Regions from separate parts of the Homo sapiens genome. Here region 1 is linked to region 2. The links are chromatin loops, found by intact Hi-C in ENCODE. Cell type or tissue: Panc1. All regions are shown on one strand. Links, peaks and the distances in the headings refer to the core of each region. The heading gives the core; the rest is flanking DNA. Region 1 overlaps BFSP2 (beaded filament structural protein 2). Region 2 overlaps NPHP3-AS1 (NPHP3 antisense RNA 1).

Evidence for each region. Hi-C counts contacts between places; a loop is a spot of excess contacts. Peaks named below come from ENCODE experiments on the same cell type or tissue, not always from the same donor. Only the 100,000 strongest peaks of a DNase experiment are listed, where the experiment ranks them.
Region 1: it touches region 2 in a loop (9-fold over the local background); 96 of 110 quality-filtered maps call a loop at or near these places.

The regions. Positions count from the first base shown.
Region 1 is chr3:133,419,047-133,429,156 of GRCh38, reverse strand. All of the region lies in intron 1 of BFSP2 (beaded filament structural protein 2), which reads right to left. BFSP2-AS1 (BFSP2 antisense RNA 1) reads left to right here. Exons shown (of 4, transcript NR_189064.1): 4 at 1,822-2,755. Among named protein-coding and RNA genes, the nearest start is that of BFSP2, 24 kb to the right of the region's middle. RefSeq lists an enhancer at 5,256-5,305. In Panc1, for the core only: CTCF peaks have their summits at 5,132 and 5,392 (motif pointing right); a DNase peak (open chromatin) is centred at 5,356; H3K27ac peaks cover 7,142 bases.
Region 2 is chr3:132,726,480-132,736,220 of GRCh38, reverse strand. It overlaps NPHP3-AS1 (NPHP3 antisense RNA 1), which reads right to left. Exons shown (of 11, transcript NR_002811.2): 2 at 8,639-8,728; 3 at 2,777-2,897. Among named protein-coding and RNA genes, the nearest start is that of NPHP3-ACAD11, 8.9 kb to the right of the region's middle. In Panc1, for the core only: CTCF peaks have their summits at 4,711, 4,934, 9,496 and 9,714 (motif pointing left); no DNase peak of the experiment used is centred there; H3K27ac peaks cover 504 bases; H3K27me3 peaks cover 480 bases.

The sequences.
Region 1 (10,110 bases), core at 930-8,929, 690 kb before region 2:
GAGTGGTAAGCACCAAATTTAGGGCAGCAGTGACCTCTGGGGGGGTGGGGGTGGAATTCAATCAGGACAGAGTACAAGGGGAGTTTCAATTATATCTAAAATCTTTGATTTCAGGTTTTAAAAAAAGGTTTTTTAACAAATAACACTGAGTTGACAATGCTGAGTATTAGGTGGCTTTTTATGTGTTAAAAATATTTCATAATTAAGAACAGAATGAGATCGATCGCATAAATAAAATCAACTTGGAAAAGAAAACTAGCACAGTGGCTGATACATCTTGGGACCCTGACAGACACAGGGAGAGACTGGCTGGGACAAGTTTGATGGAGAAGGCAGGTCAGAGCGAGGGCAGGCGGTATGGAAGTGTGGCCTTAGGGAACAGTGGGCGGGGTGACTGCAGAGGTCATGTGGACGCAGTCCCAGTCACCCAGGTGGCTCTCCAACAGGCCCTGCGTGTTTACCCGAAGGTGGCCCTGCACAGACAGTTATCCCCGACTTTCCTCTGACAAGATATTTCCTGGGCACTTGCCAACATCAGAGGAATCTAAGTTCCTCAGAAATTCGCGTGGGACCTGTTGAGGCTTACGGCAGATCACAGGTGCTCCTTTCCTATCCCAGGCGTGGCTGCTGCAGCAGGTACTGTCACTGCTCTGACCCATCCTCTTTTTTTTTTTGGAACTATTTTTTTGTGTCCCCACGTTCCATGTGCATTCACTCCCCACAGCTGGGCCCTGTGGCTCATTTGTGGAGCAGTGCCCTAGGGCCCCAGAGCTTGACTTACTGGCTCTGTCTGACAGCTGGGGGCATGAAAGCCCAGCGCCCTGGCTTGGGGGTGGGGCAGCCCTGAGGTGGCTCCCTTGCTTGGTCTTCCCTCTGTGTCCTGCCTCCCTGCCTCTTGCGGGTTTCTCCAGGAGCACTTCCATACTACGTGGCCCACAAGAGAACCCTAGGCTTGGGCTTTGCGTCTCAGGAATCCAATCTAACATAAGTGTTCTCCTCAGCCTCATGCTTTTCCTCCTGGAAAACCTCAAGGTCAAACTGTTTTGAGCTTTAGTCTGTCGAGAGTGGACCCGGGCATACAGACTCTGGAATCCAACTACCCACGTTAAAGGTTTTGTCTCTATCACTTCAACCTGTGAATCTTGGAAAAGTTATTTAACTGGTGCTGTGTATCAGTTTCCTCATCTATAAAAAGGAATCATACAAGGAATGGCCTCATAGGGTTTTTGTGAGGTTAAATGATTTAAGATGTGCAAAACCCTCAGAACAAATTCTGGCATATAGTATGTGCTCAATAAATTCCAGTTTTCTTAATCTCCACTGGAACTAAGGGACACTTACGGGCAATAAAGGGATAGATATGCTTTACCCCTTGGCCCAGGCTAATGTAACGAAGGGAACAAACTATTCTCTGTTGTCAGAAACATAACCTCAATTGATTCCAGTGGGACGTAATGGACAGTTTAGTGTGTTGTTGCCAGGATGGATGTGTCTGATGTCCTACTGGAAGAATCATGAAAGAATCCTCAACCTTACACTGCCTGAAATGCCACCCCATTCTCCAACCCCAAGCTGGCTGAGGAGCAGGGAGGTGGGATTCTGGTAAGTAGAGGATTAGGAAGGGCAGGGAAATGCTCACTTGATCTTGTGTGAACATCAGCAAAAAGAAGGTATAGGACTCAAAGTGTTAGGCTTGGATTGGGAAACCAAGGTTCAAGTCCTGGCTCTGCTTTTCACCAGACATCGTATTTATCACTGCTGAGCTTCAGTTTCTTTACCTGTAAAAAGGAGGTAATGACACCTGTTCTGCTTATTCTAAAGGGAGGCTGTGAGGATCTAGAGGATACAGCTACGGAGAACATGCTGGGTTCCTTGAGCTGCTAAGCACTGAAGTCCCACCAATGGTGACGAAGGTCTAAGGAGAACATTGCAATTGCACAAAATGATCCTTGGAAATTCTTTAGAAGGGCACCATCTTGGAGACCCAGAATCAATAAAACCAGCATGGCTGGGAGTTTTCTCCAGCATTTGAATAAATTGTTGTTTCTTTGGTTGAACCATGATGAGATAATTGGCTTAAACCAGGAGTCATGCATGGTATCTGGAAACTTCCTCACTTGAATCACCAGCATCATACTCAGCATGCATAATCCTCTCATCATGAGAGGCACAGGGGAAATGAGCCAGCCTGTCTGGAAAGGAAGCAAATGCATGCTTTCCATCTCCCACTCAGTACTGGACATGAAGCTATGTCATCACCACTTAATGCCAGCACCACTTAAATGATGTTTCTCTCTCTCTGCCCTGTACTTGCTGGAGGCACATGCCCATATCACGTAGGGTGTCAGGGCAGAGAGCTCTTAGGAAGAGCTGAGCTGTGGGGACTTCCTCCCACGCAGAAGAGGGAGGCCTCTGCAGAATTCTCTGCCATGTGCTTCTAGGCTTCCTCAACTCAGAAATTTTATTATAGAGTTTTAGAATGTGAAGAGCTCTTGGAAATCATGAAAGATGAAGAATCAAGATGGAAGTTTGATGGCTTGTCCCAGGCCCCAGAGTGGACCCTTTGCTTTTTGGAATCCAACAGCAAGGACTCATGGGAATATCGTGGGATTTGACTTGGAGAGACAGGGCTCAAACCTCATCTTTGTCACTTAGTGATTGTGTAATTCTCTAAAAGTCTATTTGTAGAAAAGGGATAAGGGAGCTTTCTTTCCTGGATTTCAAGATGATTAAAAGAGATGTATGTATAAAGGGATGCTCAGTTGTCTGAGCTGAGATGACTGCAAAGTCACTGCACTCCTCTTACAATGCCTGACAGGTGCTTCCATCTTTGGGAGGTGTGGAGCCCTTGACAGGCACGTCAGCAGGGGGCATTTGGGAGGGCAGCCTGCGAGGGTGAGGGGATGCCAGTGGGCCATACTGCAGAGGCAGAAACTTGGGGGAGGGGTCACAGGCGGTCAACTGAAGAAGGGGCTTGTGCCTGCAGATGCTCCAAGAGGGGAGTCTAAGAGGAATCCAGAAAAGTGTCCCCAAGAGAAAGAATCTGACTTTAATGTTAGCCGGACCCAGATGCTGTGACACTAACTTAAAACAATATCTGACAAGGAAGAGCTTTTTCCCTTCCCTTCCCTTCCCTTCCCTTCCCTTCCTTTCCCTGCCCTGCCCTGCCCTGCCTTCCCCTCCCCCATCCCCTCCCCCTCCCCCTCCCCTCCCTTCCCTTGCCTTCCCTAGCCTTCCCTTGCCCTCCTTTCTCTTATTTCCCTTGCCTTCCCTTCCCTTCTTTATTTCCCTTCCCTTCCCTTCCTTTCCCTTCTTTATTTCCCTTCCCTTCTTTATTTCCCTTCCCTTCCCTTCTTCCCTTCCCTTCCCTTCCCTTTCCCTTTCCCTTTCCCATCCCTTTGTCCTGCTTAGATTTCAACTGGGCTAGAAACAGCCACAGGGAAGTGGGAGTGAGGAGAATAGCAGGAAAGAGAGACGGAACTGACTTCAGCATCCTTGCTAGGTGCTTGGCCCTACCTGGGCAGGGGAGAAAGTGAGGGTTGATATGTTGAATAATATATCAACTGGACATTCTATTTCCTGAGTTGATACTGTTTTGTGGCTTAAAACGAGTGTGATGTTTTTAGTTTCCTGCAAGTGATCAGAAAAATCATGGGACCCTCCATGTTTTCGCCCAGGGGCTGGGAAGAATGTCTACCACCCACTGAGCAAGTTGAAAGGGATCTTGGGAGAGGGCCCTATCAAACCAAAGCTGCATTTGTAACTGTACTTCGTGAGTCCTTCCTGTTTGACCTACGGTTGACATCCATCACGTGCCCAGCACAGTGCTTGGCATGTAACAGGGATGGACCAGTGTGTGGATTTGTTTACACTTCATCCCTTCTAGACCTCCAGGTCCCAGAGTCCAAGAATTTTGGCTCTAATATTTGAACTCCCATAGTGCTTGGTGCATAGTAAGCCCTCATTAAAAATCTCATGAATGACCATAATAAAACCGAAACCTGTGCCAGCCTTATAGTAGCTACCATGACAATGTCATACTGAGAGACTGCTGGTGAGGAAGAAGGCAGGGCCAATGCATGCCACCGTCACCCAGGATTCTGTATTTACACGTGACAGTAGTTACACCCACAGGCTAAGGAGTTGTAGCCTTATCTGTGACACTAACAAAGCCTTTTCCCACTGATTTCATTCTCCTTTAAATTTCAAAGGGATCAGAACCAGGCCAGGCATGGTGGCTCACGCCTGTAATCCAGCACTTTGGGAGGCTGAGCCTAGCGGATCACCTGAGGTTAGGAGTTTGAGACCAGCCTGGCCAACATGGCGAAACACTGTCTCTACTAAAATACAAAAATTAGCGGGGAGTGGTGTTGTGCACCTGTAATCCCTGCTACTTGAGAGGCTGAGGCATGAGAATTGCTTGAATCCAGGAGGCAGAGGTTGAACTGAGCCGAGATTGTGCCAAGGCACTCCAGCCTGGGTGACAGAGTGAGACTCTGTCTCAAAAACAATAACAACAACAATCAAAACAAAAACAAAAAACAAACAAACCCACAAAAGGATCAGGACCATGATGGCAGGTGGAATGATAACTCTCCTTTTCCAGATAAAGCAGCTGGAGGTGGGAGAGATTAGGGACCTGGGCAAAAGTATTTGGTGGGCTGAGACTGGAACTCAGGACCTTTGACTCTAAACTCAAGGTCTGACCTAAGCTCCACAGCAACCCAGAATGCACCTGAAAAAGGAAAGAAACGAGGTTTCTTCTGTCACGAATAGAAGTAGAAGAGAAGGCCGGGCATAGTGGCTCACGCCTGTAATCCCAGCACTTCGGGAGGCCGAGGCGGGTGGATCACGAGGTCAGGAGTTCGAGACCAGACTGACCAAGAAGGCGAAACTCCATCTCTACTAAAAATACAAAAAAAAAAAAAAAAAAAAAAAAAAAAATTAGCTGGACGCGGTGGTAGGCGCCTGTAATCCCAGCTACTTCTGAGGCAGGAGAATCGCTTGAACCCGGGCGGCGGAGGTTGCAGTGAGCCGAGATTGAGCCACTGCACTCCAGCCTGGGTGACAGAGTGAGACTCCATTCCCCGCCGCCCCCGCCCCCGCAAAAAAAAAAAGCAGAAGAGAATAGAAACAGACTAGCTGGTCGATATATGCAAAGTCTCAGGGGAAAATGAAATTTTATGGTTGATTTATAATCCTCAGGAAATTGGGAGTTGTCCTGGAAATTCTGACGTGAAGCGGACGACTGCAGGGCAGTATGAATTGCGTGACTGGCTTCCCAGGATCAAGGTGGCTTTGGCAGTCAGGAGGTGATTATAGGAGTCCAGGGCTTGACACAAAGAACATTTTGCCGCTGAGTGACTAGGTATGTAAGACAGTTCCTAGAGCAGCCAGCAGGTGGCGCCACCTGCCAAGAGAACCAGGTCAGAGGCGGTAGCCCGGGACACCCCTATCTCAAAGGGGCTCTGGCAAATCTGATTTGGCCTGCAGGCCACTCTGAGATCGCTGCCACAAAGTGGAATGCTCCTGAGTCAGCGGGACCATCCCTGTGTAACGTTGTGCAAATGCTCATTCCTACCCCCGCCCCCGCCGCCTCCCCCACCACCCCACCGCCCGCCCCCAAAGTACGGAAAAGTTGGCTGGGCAGGTGATGTCAGAGGGCTGTGTAGTCCATGCGGTTATTATTGTTTTAAGTACTATAAATGATGACGCAGATTACTACCACAGTTTGCCGAATGCTTACCATGGGCAAGCACTATGCTAAGTGTTCTAAGTGAATTATTTAATTCCCACAACAACCCGGTGGAGTGAATAGTACAGGACGTTGGAATTCAGAGAGGTTAAGCGATTTGCCTTGGGTCACAAAGCCAGTCAATGGCAAAACCAGAGTTTGAACTCAGTTCTTTTGCACTTTACGGCTTGCACCATTAGCCACTGTGATATTCTGTTGCAGTCTCCCTCTTTCCCTCCCTCCCTTTCTTCCTTCCTCTTCCATCCTTCCTACTTTCCTTATTGCCTTCCTGACTTCCTTCTCTTCTTTCTTTGTGCCTGGCATTGTGCTAGGTTTTAGGTTCAGAAATAATCAGACTATACCTCTGCTCTTAGGATTTTCAGTGTAACAAAGAAGCTCAAAATCACAGCAGTGGGTATCTGGAACCATGACAGGGTGTGTCCAAGAAGGAGCAAGAAGGCTCACGTATTCAGTACCAGGTATAGGCAGGCACAATCCTGGGGCTGTCCAAGTTAGAAATTCCAGCTGTTCATTGGTTTAATCTGGGCTTTTGTGAACTTGGGTGAGGCGTTGGCTTTGCTGTCTCTCGGCAACCCCCCTGTCCGGACAGTTTCTCCCTACCCTGCTATTTGGCAACACCTGGGCTATATTCTGGCAGGTGCTGGGCTGGGGGTAATATAACTGCTGCTTCATTAATGTTGGGGCATAGGCTACCACCTGAGCCTCAGGAATGAAGGAGGTGCCCAAAATGTACTGAACATTCCCATTTCCAGCCAGCCAACCAAAGAATGGGGACAATGAGCTCATCGGAGGCTGCCTCTCTTCTATAGGCTTCATCCACTGCTCAGAGATGATGGGGAGCAGTGACAGCCTCCTCTATGGCTGCGGGCTTGGGAGATCAGAACATTCCACCCTCTGATTTTACAGATGAGGAGCCTCAGAGGGAGAGGGCTTCATCTCAGGGTACACAGAAGTGAAGAGAGAGGTAGGAGTCAGTGGCACCAGGTTTCTGCATGTCCAGGGAAACGATCCATCTCATCTACCTACCAGAATTCTAAAAGGGAATCTTGCCTATTCCCTGTGTGTGTGCAGGGAGATGTCAGTGAGATCCAATGCCTTTATCTAACAGTTAAGAAAACTGAGGCTGAGAGAGGTGGAGTAACTTGTCCAAGGTCACACAGCAGCTTAGTGGCATTTACTGTGTTTCTACTATATGAACAGCATTCTCTTGGACTCTCTGTACAGCTTTCCTTTCTGGACCCCAATAGCCCAAGTAGTTTGATAGGATGTGGTGGATTTTTTTTTTTTTTTTTTTTTGAGATGGAGTCTCGCTTTGTTGCCAGGCTGGAGTGCAGTGGCGCTATCTTGGCTCACTGCAACCTCTGCCTCCCGGTTTCAAGCAATTTTCCTGCCTCAGCCTCCCGAGTAGCTGGGACTATAGGTGCGCACCACCACACCCAGCTAATTTTTGTATTTTTAGTAGAGGCGGGTTTTCACCACGTAGGCCAGGATGGTCTTGATCTCTTGACCTTGTGATCCACCCGCCTTGGCCTCCCAAAGTGCTGGGATTACGGGCGTGAGCCACCACGCCCAGCCAGGATGTGGAATTTAATTTCAAGTACAAAAGGAAGAGAGGATGAAATGGGTTAGGTGCAGAAATACTGATATTTCTGCAACATTTTTAAATGACAGTTGACAAAACAGGACAAAATGTTGGGAATCAGGACTATAATGTGAAAAGAACAATAGCCAGTGTTATGGATTCAATTGTGTACCATCCAAAAGATAAGTTGCAGTCCTGACCCCCAGTACCTGTGAAGGTGACCTTTTTTTTGGAAATAAGATCTTTACAGATGTCATCAAGTTGAGGTCATTAGGGTAGGCTCTCATCTAATGTAACTGGCATCCTTATGAAAAGAGGAAAATTTGGACACAGACATATGGAAGAATGAAGGTAGAGATGGGGGTGATGCATCTACGGGCCAAGGAAGGCCAAGGATTGCCCGCCATCACCAGAGCTGGGAGAGCAGCCTGGGACCGATTCTCTCCCACAGTCCTCACAAGGAGCTGCCCCTGCTAACATCTTGGTTTCCAGCCTCTAGTCTCCAGGCCTGTGAGAGAATAGCTTTCTGTTGTTTTAAGCCACCCAGTTTGTAATCCTTTGTTATGGTAGCCCTGGGAAACCAACATAGCTGCCTCTTATTAACTGATTACTTTGTGGGGCACTTCCATTTGTTGATTTAACCAATATTTATCATGCATCTATGTGCTGGCCGCCATCCTGGGTGATAGAGAAACAGCAGGAGCCAGAGAGGACAGGTTCCTCCCTTCCCGACGCATACTTTCTAGTTTACATGCATTATCTCCAGCCAGCATCCCCACAGCAATCCTATGAAACAGGGATTATTCTCCCTTAATGTGTAGATAAGGAAATGGACTCTTAGGGGTTAGTAACAGGGCCAGGGCCTCTCTTGTGGGAAGGAGTCAGCTGGACTTGCTATGTTCTAACTCAGTTGATTGCATAGATGCAGGACTGCCAAGATAGACTCTGGGGGAGAGATGGGTGAGACAGGTAGGAGTGTGGATTCCAGGGACACACTCTGCTCAGCACGTGAGAGGCACAGAGTGGGCCCTGCTCCTAAAGTCACAGCACAGCCCAAACAATTACCTCTCAGCCCCCAGCCTCACAGGGGCTGCACAGGACACGTGAGAAGAGAGGTCGCTTGCACCTCCGTTCTGACTCCGTGGTCCTCCCACTACTGTGGAGGAGGAGGCTGAGGATGCCTGCTTGCTGTAAGGAAGGAAAACCATGGCCCTGACCGTTGGCAGCTGACAGCTAGACCAGAGTATTCTCACCTATGCACGAGCGTTTACAGAATATCAGCAATAATCAGACCAGCTCACTCTGTGATCATGGTGGAAGGAGATGGAGACAAGGGCACGCGGTGATTCTATCTGGACAGAGAGGCAAGGACGCTCTGCAACCACAAAAACTCAACATCCCCTCTTCCAGCTGATTCGAGTGATGACTGCTGCTTCTTTACTAACAGCAGCTCTATGCCTGCTTCATTCCTTCTACCTCTTGTGTAAAGATTATTAAGATCCCCAATCATCAAACTGCCCCTACTTCCTGACAGCATCAAATGCAGAACAAGCCTTTCTTAAACCTTTCCCCAACAACCTAACACAGGCCTAAACCTCATAACAAGCCCCTCCCAACTCCCTTTTCCTGAGATGTCCCGGGTTCTCCTGGTACATTTTTCTGTTGCTGCGGCATGCTAATACACTCTTTCCACCTATGAGTATGTGCTCAGGGGTCTTTGGCTGGTGGGATTTAACAGAGCCGTGCCTCACTCCGTGGAGACTGGCATCTTGGCCCCTACCACTGGGCTAGGTGGTGGTGAGAGGTGATCGCCCCTGTCGGGGGCAGGGGTCCCAGCAGTCTGTGGAAATCCCTCATGCCAGGCCTCGCCCACCCGAGCAGGTGCTCACCTCCTGTGGCGGAGTGGTTTGGCGGAGCCGGAGCCACACACCATGGGGCGTCTCTGAACTCTACTCAGATAAAGTCATTCTGCCTTGAGTGCTGACTGCTCAGCACATTTTTCTGAGTATTAAAATCACTGAAAAAGACAATGAGAAATCCCGAGGAGGGCTGTGCTATTCCCCAGCAGCAAAGCTATTAAACTTGCAAGTCTCAGTTCTGAGCCATCTGATGGGTCGGAAGCCGCCCAGCCTCATGCGTCCTGGTTAAAGCAGTTAGTTCCAGTTAGAGATGTGCTTGCAGAAGGATCAATCACCCTTTCTGACAGTTTCTTCCAAATTAAAAGAGGCAGAGAAGGACAGAAAAAGAGGCACATCCCAAAGTCTGAACTCACAGAGTGGGGCCTGTGTCGACTATAGCTCTATCTTATCAAACGGGCACTCTACATAGACTGTGGGCCCGCCTACCCTTCAGGGTTCTGGGACAGGACTAACTCGGGCCTTATAGATGAATGTGACAGGAAGTTTTTAAACAGTATTTTAGGGGTAGAAACAACACTGAATTGATCCTGGCTGGAACACTAACTGTGGCCTCAGTTTCTTTATCTGTAAAATGGGTATTACGGGCTGAATCGTGTCCTTCCTCCCCCAAATTCCTGTGCTGAAATCCTAAGGCCCAGTACCCCAGAATGTGACTGTATTTGGAGAAAGGGTCTTTAAAGAGGTAATTCGGTTAAAATGAGGTCCTGACGGTGGGCCCTACTCCAAGATGCCTGGTGCCCTTCTGAGAAGAGGAAGTTTGGACACAGATGTACAGAGGGAAGCCTGTGTGAGGACACGGGGTGAAGATGCCCTTCCATGAGCCAAGGAGAGAGGCCTCAGAAGAAACAATCCTG
Region 2 (9,741 bases), core at 1,742-9,741:
CAGAGGTTGCAATCTAGATACAGATTGCAATGTACAGGCTGAAATGTCTATATGCAAGACAATCAGTAATACTTTATGATTTAGAAATAAAATCAGTGTCCTTTTCAGTGTCAGTAAGCTATGCCTTAATCAATACATTAACAATTTGAGGAACTCATGATAAGATTCATCACTAAGGGACAGGTTGTCAGCATGAATCACAAGACCTTCCCAAGGTGGGTTAATTTGGAAGCCTGTTTACTTTTAAAGTGAACTGTCAAATGTGACCTGTAGGTTATTTCCCTTTTTGATCAAAAATCTTCCCATGGAAACATTGATACTCAATCTCTGCTTAAGTTAGAGTGACAGACATTCTTTATTTCTCAGCACTGGGAAGGCCCATTCCTAGGAAGTCATGTCCCTCAGCAAGAGGAAATAACTTTGTTATCACAGGCAGGCAAAATTACTAGCAACATCAGGCAGGTCATGAGACAGGCTACATGTTAGTTTCCTGAATAAAGAATCATCTCCAGTCACTGGGAGACATTAGCTGTTGATCTCAAGGAATCTAATATTCAGTCCAAATTGTAGGCAAATAGTAATAAAAATAAATCAAAAACAATGGGCAAGTCTAGAATCAAAAAGCAGGTATACTATAATTTTCTTCTGAAACATAATTACTCTCTCTCCAGTCCTCCTTTTTTACCAAAGACAAATAATGAGACCAATTTTGTTCGCAATATAAGTTTTTGTCTTATCATAATTGGCCTAATTATTTGCGTAAAGTACAACAAAAATAGTGATCAGCCATATAGGCTCTTTTAAGTTGACTTTGCTGGAACGTTTTCATAAGGGCTTTTAGATTAGACTTTTAACAACTCCTTCAGGCTAGGGAGCCAAGCCAAGGATTCACCATCAGACTGTGCCTATAATACCTGTATGAAATGGGTGAATTTCTCTCTTCTTGAGGTGCCCAAAATATCTGGAGGTTCCTGGGCCTGTCAGAAAGTGACATTCTTTAATTACTGCAAGGTCAGGAACTCCGTAAAGAAACTATGTAGACAAGGTACCAGGCCAGTCTTTTCCAAGTCTATTGGCTTTACAAAGTCAATTTCAATCCCTCAAAGCAGTCTTGTCATATTTGAAAATATGACATTATAGTCAAAGCCTTGGTAAAATAACCAATGTTTCCAATGTGACTTAATACAAAAGAAAACAGAATTGAATCAAACTTATGCAAATAAATATATTGCCATAAAATAAGAACACTTAGGAATAGTTTCCAAACTCTCTGGAGAATTTAGGTAGAGAGAAAAAGGTAAATCTTTCAATTTTGCTCACAAAAGTATACTTTAACCAATTGCTGTAAGATATAAATAGCTCAAATGAAAAAAAAATTCTTGACTGGAAAACAAGTATGGAAAGAATCAGCAATGTTTCAAACAGTCATAAAAATCATTTTAGTCCTCTATCAGTTTAGTTTCATGTAATTCTTGTTTTGCTTTGTGTTGGGTTTGCTGTCTTCATGAATCCATCAGTTTATTAGTAGAGTTATGGAAGTTTTTACCTAATACATTGATCTTAACATTATCAGAAATCTGTGTTCAAGAGTAGTTGTTAGAGTCTTTTCCATGAAAAGCAATTTTGGACTATAGCTCATTGTAAATGCTTTTAGTAAAGAATTCAAAATAATAACTGTGGATAACAAAAACTTAAAATAGTCATGTTTAAAATCTAGTGGAAGACAAAGAAATTTAGTTGTTTCTATTATATGTGGCATTTTAAAACAAAAAACAGAATCATGACTGACAGCATCACATCATGATTTCCAGACTTTTATAAATTTCATGTAATCTCTACAATATTCCTATTAATAATACATCCATACAAATATAACTTTGGAAAAGATTTAATATAGTCAAAATTATGACTCATAACATTAGATTTTTATAAATTTATATAATTCTGGGGATATTTATATCAATAACATGCCCATAAATATAACTGAAAGAAGATCTAGTACCATTTATCATTTGACAATGTTTCTCATACAATTTACCAAATAAGCCTAATAATTTAATATCTCTACAAGACATATTCTTTGAGGTTCTCCAGAGGTCTAACTAGAAAACCCTAAAGTTAATTTTAGGGGAAACAGCCTACTTTAGGAGTTGATTTGGGGGAAGTTTGTCAAAGATGTCAAAAGTTCCAAGCATTTGATGAAAACAGAATCGCCAGTCACTGTTAATTAATACTTATTCATTTAACCAGAGTGGTAATCAAAAGACTTCAAAAGCAATAAAGAAAGTTACATGGATGTAAAACCCTTAATCCTTTTAAAGAAACCAAAACCAAGTAAGGACAACACAGAAATTATCTTGATAAAAGGAAGTTTCAAAAAGAAATGGATTTTAGAATTTTAAAATAAAAATCTTTTGCAATTTTATTAAAAGAAAATGAATACTTTACAAAAACCTTGTTATAATACAGGGGACCACATTTTTTTAGTTTTGTTCTAGCATATTTTCAATGTCAAAGCTTAATCTTTAGAAAACTTAGAAATAATTTCTTTAGAATTATAGCCAACTTAATCACACACAAAATTGTTTTCATAAATTCTCTTTTCACGAACCTTATCATGACATAGGCAGACCATTGAAAACACGCTTGGACTTTCTGCTTTGTCCTGTATTTCCTCTTTCTTAAATAACCAGTCATTTTACATTAGGACAAAACTTTATCATATGAGATTCTTTCTCATACAAAATTATTCTCTTTTCTTTTTAACCTTCCTTACCAAAAATGCATCTTCATATCCATAACCTTCTTCATATTTTTCTCTCCTAGTTACTTGTTCCTTTTTAATCTTGTTTCTTTCTCCTTCCTAAGTCCATATTTTGAAACAACCTTTAAGTAACCTACAAATTAGACAAAATTATTTTTTCTTTCTCAATAAAGAACACATTTTTATAATAATTTTTATAATAAAGAACACTTCTTATAATTTTTTCTTATCAAAAACACATCTTATTTTTGGCACATTCTATATATAAAATTATATATAAATATTAATTAGAACTTTTAACTCTCAGTAACCTTACATTTTAGTGACAACCTCGACAACAAGAATCTTTGCTTGTCACATATCAGTGTCTTATAAATGAAAACCATTTTATAATCTTTAGAAACATGTTTTCTTATAATATGTTTACCTTAATTGGAAATGACCCAGACATTTAATAGTATCTATTATTTAATTTAACATAGCTTTAAGATTTCAAATTACATGAAAAGTTCCTCTAGAGGTGTATCTCATTGACAGTTATCTAATTTATTTATTTTTAACAGCTTACCTAGAATATTTATGAAAACTGAAATATTAGACAAAGCTAGTCAACATTTCAAGTTATTTTACTGCTAACCACGTTTATAGTCTGTGAATATCAGATATTCACTTAAGTAAGAAGCTTAAAGTTAAATTTATGGATATTTTGCCAAAAACTCAGAAGATGGTTGTTCTTATTAAACTAGTCTTACATGCTAAAAGATCTATTCAAGTGATATGAATTTACAAAGTATTTTGGCTTACTAATTGATGAGTGCTTATTTATTTATAAACCAATTTGGTACCATGTAAACAATATACAAATACAGACATGTGTACATGTACATATAAAAATACAAACAGATGCAAATAAAGATTTTATAGCTTTGCTTTTAAAATTTTATTCATGAGTCAGGTAAAACTCACCAGCTTAAAAGAACAGTTGAATTAAATTGTGCCTCTGTAAATACAACAAGTTAATCTGTCTTCCATGGCTGAAGATCTTACCGAGTACAGTAAATTTACATCTCAAGGCACAGAGACATAATTTAAGTTTTCTAAAAGGCCAGTGAAGTTTTATATCTGCAAGGGACTGTGAGGTCTAGCAGCACATTTAAAGAGTATTATCTGATATTTGGTAAAAGGTTTAATCAGGTTTACTTCCACTTTAATGGAGGTGGCTGTATGTATTTTACTAATGTATATGGAAGACCACAAATGGTTTGGCAAAGCTAGCAATAAACCATAAAATGTGTTGATCATTAGTACCACTTTAGAAAAAACTTGTTGGATCTGTATTTTTAGAATCTCAGTAGTTTCATTCTCATTCTGCAGTTGTTCCATTTGCTCCTTCTGTTTTAAATTTAAATACATTTTAACTCCCTTGAAAGAAGTAAATGAGTCCATTGTGAAATTCCAAAAATCTCTGCCTAAGAGATGTATGGGAGCCCAAGGAACAAGCAGAAGGGAATGAGTTCATATAAGAGAGAAGATGAAAGAACAGGGGTAGACAAGGAGGAGCCATGGGGAAGAAAGGGAGAGAGCCTTCTAAGTATTTTTCAACTAATGTACAATGGTTTGAATGGTTTTAAATATCCTTTTGTTTACCTCTTGAATGGAGGCATTTTTTTTTTTCAAAGAATTTCTTTTAGAAGCTTCTAGGTGCTGTTGGAAGTAAGTCTCCCATTCAATCTGGCTCCAAAACCAACTTTTTCCATTTGTGTGCACAGATAAATTATTTTAGGCATTTTCAAAACATCCCCATTTTGGCCACTGCTGCTGATGACCATCCTGGGTTAGATGGGTCCACTTATCCAAGTACTTGCAAGTAAAACAACATGAAACCAGCTAGTGTCAACAGAGGTGGTATACCTTCAGTCTGGATGCATTTTCCTGGCTGCTTTGAGCAAGACAAGCTCTATAAGGGGTCAGGTGTGCTGACTATGAATCTTTCCTCTGGGGATTTCATACAATGGGCTGAAAAGAGTTCTTATGTGTCTTGGACTCCCAAGTCACCTCCAAAGAAGGGTCGGGATGCTCGGGGCAAGAGATGATCAGTCCTTCTAAAGCCTACAAGCTGAGCAAAAAGTGAACAGTTTGGCCAGAGGGAGTAAATGTCTCATCTTTGGAGCAAGAGTGCCCTCATGTGATTGAGAAGGAGAAAACTAAGGAAAGATTGTCTCACCTAGCCTCCAGGGAAACAATTCACTGAGCTCCTATTTTATTCTGCCCTAAAATTCCCAATAAAACCCTTCCCTTGAATTGGTAGCAGTAACTCTTGTGCTGAAAGAGTCATTGTACCTCCTGGCCAGGGAGGAAACTAGCTTCAATAAACCAGAACTTCAGCCAAGATGTGAGGGTTCCAGGAGGAACCCATCTGTAGCACCCAGCAGGAGCATTTAAATTTGGGAACACAATAGGTTCATTACTGGTACATGCATAATGGTCAAAAGCCACATTGGATGATCCAGGGAAGTTGCTCTGGAATCCTGCTGATTATAACAGAATGTTGACTGAAATTAAGGTTCTTAAGGCAGAAATAATTTGATAAAGTTACTTTGGAAGCCAAATGTGAGGATCAACCCAGGAAGACACACCAACAAAATTGGGAGGGTTCCAGAGTCCGTTACAAGTTAGAAGGCTTTTGTAGGAAAATTTAGGAGAAGGGAGGGGGACTACTCATAGGAGTTGTCCTTTTTCATTGGCGAGTACAATATAAAAGTTACAATAATTGGATACAGATTGCAACATATAGGCTAAAATGTCTATGTACAAGACAACCAGTAAAACTTTGTAATTTGAAAACAAATCAGCATCCTTTTCAGTGTCAGTAGGGTATGTCTTTATTAGTACATTAACAATTAGAGGAACTCATAAGGTTCATTACTGAGGGACAGGATGTCACCATGAATTATAAGACCTTCCCAAGGTGGGTTAATTTGGAAGCCTGTTTACTTTTAAACTGTCAAATGTTACAGTCAAATGTTAAACTGTCAAATGTTGTAGCTTATCACACCTTACACCTGTTAGACTGGTTATTATAAAAAAAAAAAAAAGATGAAAGATAAGTGTTGGCAAGGATGTGGAGAAAAGGAAACCTTTGCACACTGTTTGTAGGAATTAGTACAACCATTATGGAAACAATACGGAGGTTCCTCAAAAAACTAAAAACTTAACTACCATTGGATGATCCAGCCATCCCACCAAGGGGTATATACCTAAAAGAAATGAAATCAGTGTGTTGAAGAGATATCTACACTTCCATGTTCATTGCAAAATTATTCGCAATGGCCAAGATATAGAATCAACTTAAGTGTCCATTAACAAATGCATGGATACAGAAAATTTAATATATATATATATCTCCAATGGGACAGTATTCAGCCTTTAAAGAAGAAAATCCTGCCATTTGCAACAACATAAATGAAACTGGAGGACATTACACTAAGTGAAATAAGCCAGACACAGAAAGACAAATGCCATATGATCTCACTTACATGTGGAATTTAAAAGAGGACTCACAGAAGCAGAGAGTAGAATGGTGGTGGTTACCAGAGGCTGGTGGTGAGGGGGGGCTGGAGGATGTTTGTCAAAGAATACAAAGTTTCAGTTAAACAGGAGGAGTAAGCTCAAGAGATCCATCATACAACGTGGTGACTACAGTTAATAACAATATATTGTGTACTTGAAAATTGCTAAGAGAAACTTTAAGCATTCTCACCATAGAAAGTATGTGAAGTAATACATATGTTAAATAGCTTGATTTAGCCATTCCACAAAATATACATGTATCAAAACATCATGTTGTATTCCAAAAATATATACAATTTTTATTTGTCATCTTAAAAAATAAAATAATTTTTATAAGGAAGTCTGGTGCTTTTTGCCTTTTGGCGTCAGAATGTAACAGACATATAACCATCAGAATATAACCATCTCCATCGACTGATTTGACTCGGGTTCAAAATGTAATAGCCAGAAAACAGTGAAGAAACACTATTTTTTAGGACAATGGTAGTCATATGTATTTAAGGATGCAGATATGCCAGTGATTTCTGTCACAGAGAGGCCCTAGTTTTGCTGGATATCAATCAAAACAGCCTTCAAAGAATGAAATATACATGTCAGGCTTGCCAAAAAAATGTTTAGGGTCTCCCTACTAAGTTACTTAGAAAAGAGAGTTTAAATGAAATAGTGCATTTTCTGGATCCCTGGGAAACAAAACATAATCAAAACTAGTTTATTCATTTGGATGTCTACAACTGCTATAAAGTGAACTACTATTATCTCCGTTTTCAGATGAGGAGACTAAAGTGCAAGAAGCCAAATAACTTGCACAACATTTTGCCAGAATCTAAGCTATGGCAACCATATAACAACTCGTTCCCTATCTCCTTTTCCTGGTCTCCTCCCTACTGGAACAACTGTCTCAGACCAGTGAAATGTGCACACTTTGACCTGTGGCCTTAAGTGTCTTCTTCACAGTGCCCAAGGATAGATGTGTTCCTGGATAATCTGAGTTAATATGTTGAAAGCGTATTTCCAAAGACTACATATTACAGTGGCATTTGAGTTGTTTAGTCTGCATTTAGCATAAACAGCATTCAGCTGTGTGCTAAGCTGAACCAATAGCCACCTTGTCTAACGCTGTTTCTTGAGGAAATATGCTTCAAATACTAAATATCAGATTTTTAAATTAATCGCTGGAATGCTGGAACACAACTTCTTTCTAAATTGGGGTTATAACTCACATATAAACTCCCCTTAATTATGATGAGAATTAATAAAATTTTGTAACTGTAAGTAAATCTTATCTAAAAGATAAAATCTTTTTTTTTTTTTTTTTTTTTTTTGAGACAGGGTCTCACTCTCACTGTACTCTCACTGGAGTACAGTGGCACGATCCTGGCTCACTGCAGCCTCCACCTCCCAGGCTTAAGCAACCCTCCCACCTCAGCCTCCCGAGTAGTTGGGACTACAGGTGTGCATCACCACGCCTGGCTATTTTTTTTATTTTTTGTAGACAGTGGGTTTCACCGTGTTCCCCAGTCTGGTCTCAAACTCCTGGCTCAAGCAATCCACCTGCCTTGGCCTCCCAAAATTCTGGGATTACAGGCATGAGCCAGCACGCCGGGCTGTTTTAAGCTCTTACAGTTACAATCAGCCACTTTTATTCATACATTACTTGTGAAGAGATTTTTTTTCCCCTTGCAACTACAAATGTCAGCTGACTCTTTTCTCTGTGGCTGATTTATGTCAGAAAAGGCACATCTCAAATGTATACAGTAGTGAAGACTTCATCTCTCCTTCATAGGAGCTAATTGAATATGGCGCCTCATCTTCATCCTGGCATGTGGGCATTGAGTGTAAGAAAAAATAATAGTCACTAATGACAACCTGAAGTGGGTGCTGGTTACTAGGTTTGGGATAGATGGCTCCATAGAAGAATTTAAGATTATATTCAACTTCACAGATGAACATGAGGCAGAGGCGGAGAGAGGTCGGAGAATAGCCTTGAATTTGAGAAACAAAGGGACATTTCTCAGCAAATAAGAAATAAATGGCTTCTTTCATCCTAGAGGCTGTTATGGAGAAATAGAACCCCTTTATTTGTTAAACAAATATCCCAAATGTGCAGTATGCTTTATACAGGACCACAGGTAAACATATTGGCTATGGTATTCTTAACAAAACCCATTGCAGCTCTTCTTAAAGCATGGCCTTCTATATATCCATATATTTGATTAGCCCAAGGGGAAACAGCCCAGGGAAACACTATCGTTAGAACACATACTTCATAAAAGAATGGATACCCCATATTTAAAATATTCTTACCCCATTTCCCTGTCCAGTGCATGTGGATGTGTTGCCTTTGTTTCACTCTTGCACCCACCTTGGCACTAAACTCCTCTTCTTCACCAATTCCTGAAAAAAAAAATAGGTCACAGCAAGTTTTTCAGAATTTGTAAACTTATTGAACATTTGGGACATTTTTTTAGGAGATACTACACAGCACTCCAGCATTTCTCTTATCGCTTTTCCTTCTCCTTTACTGTTTTCATCAATGTCTTCTCCTTCCTTGTTCAATTTAATTCAGTATGCCCCTCTGTCTGTTAGGACAGGCTGGGTTGTTCTCTGGCCAAAATAATCTGAACACTAGGGCCTTAATACAAACATTTACAGAGGAATGAGCCTTTCATTGATGTACTTTCAGAGTAGTTATAGAGATTATCTAAGCCTAAGCTTCACATTTATATCTTTTATACCATGGATAGTTATTCAGATACTAAAAACATTGTAACAAGGTGGACTTTACGGTTTCCTAAGAGGTAAAGTTAACTTTATTTTGTCCTAATGGTTCCTAAATTAGTATTTGCTTCTAAATCAAAAGATAACTTTAAAAAATTCAGATATGTGAGCTCTACTTAAAAACATTTGGATTCGGTGGACTTGATGTGGGGTCCATGGCTCTACATTTTTAACAAGCTCCCCAGGTAATTATCCAGGTTTGAGAACCACTCCTCCAGTTCAGGGGTCAGCAAACCTGTGAGCTAAATTCAACCAGTCACCAGTTTTTTAAAATAAAGTTTTACTGGAATGCAGACACGCCATTTGTTTGTGTATGGTGTGGGGCTGCTTTTGTGCTATAATGGTAGAATTGAGTAATGTGACAGAGACTAAAGACTGAAATATTTACTATTTGGTCCTTTATAGAAAAAGCTTGCTGATCCTACTCTTGTCTGTTTCATAATAATTTCCAGAGTCATGTTATTACTTGTGATGGGAACTAAGTAAGGCAGTGTAGATGACTGTTAATGAAGGCAACACCCAGACTGTCGTCTTCACAAGGTGATCCTTTTTAATACATACAGCCAAATTATTTTTTTCCTGAGTTACACTGACCCCTAATGGTAGAAATGTTAAATCACAGCTGCTTG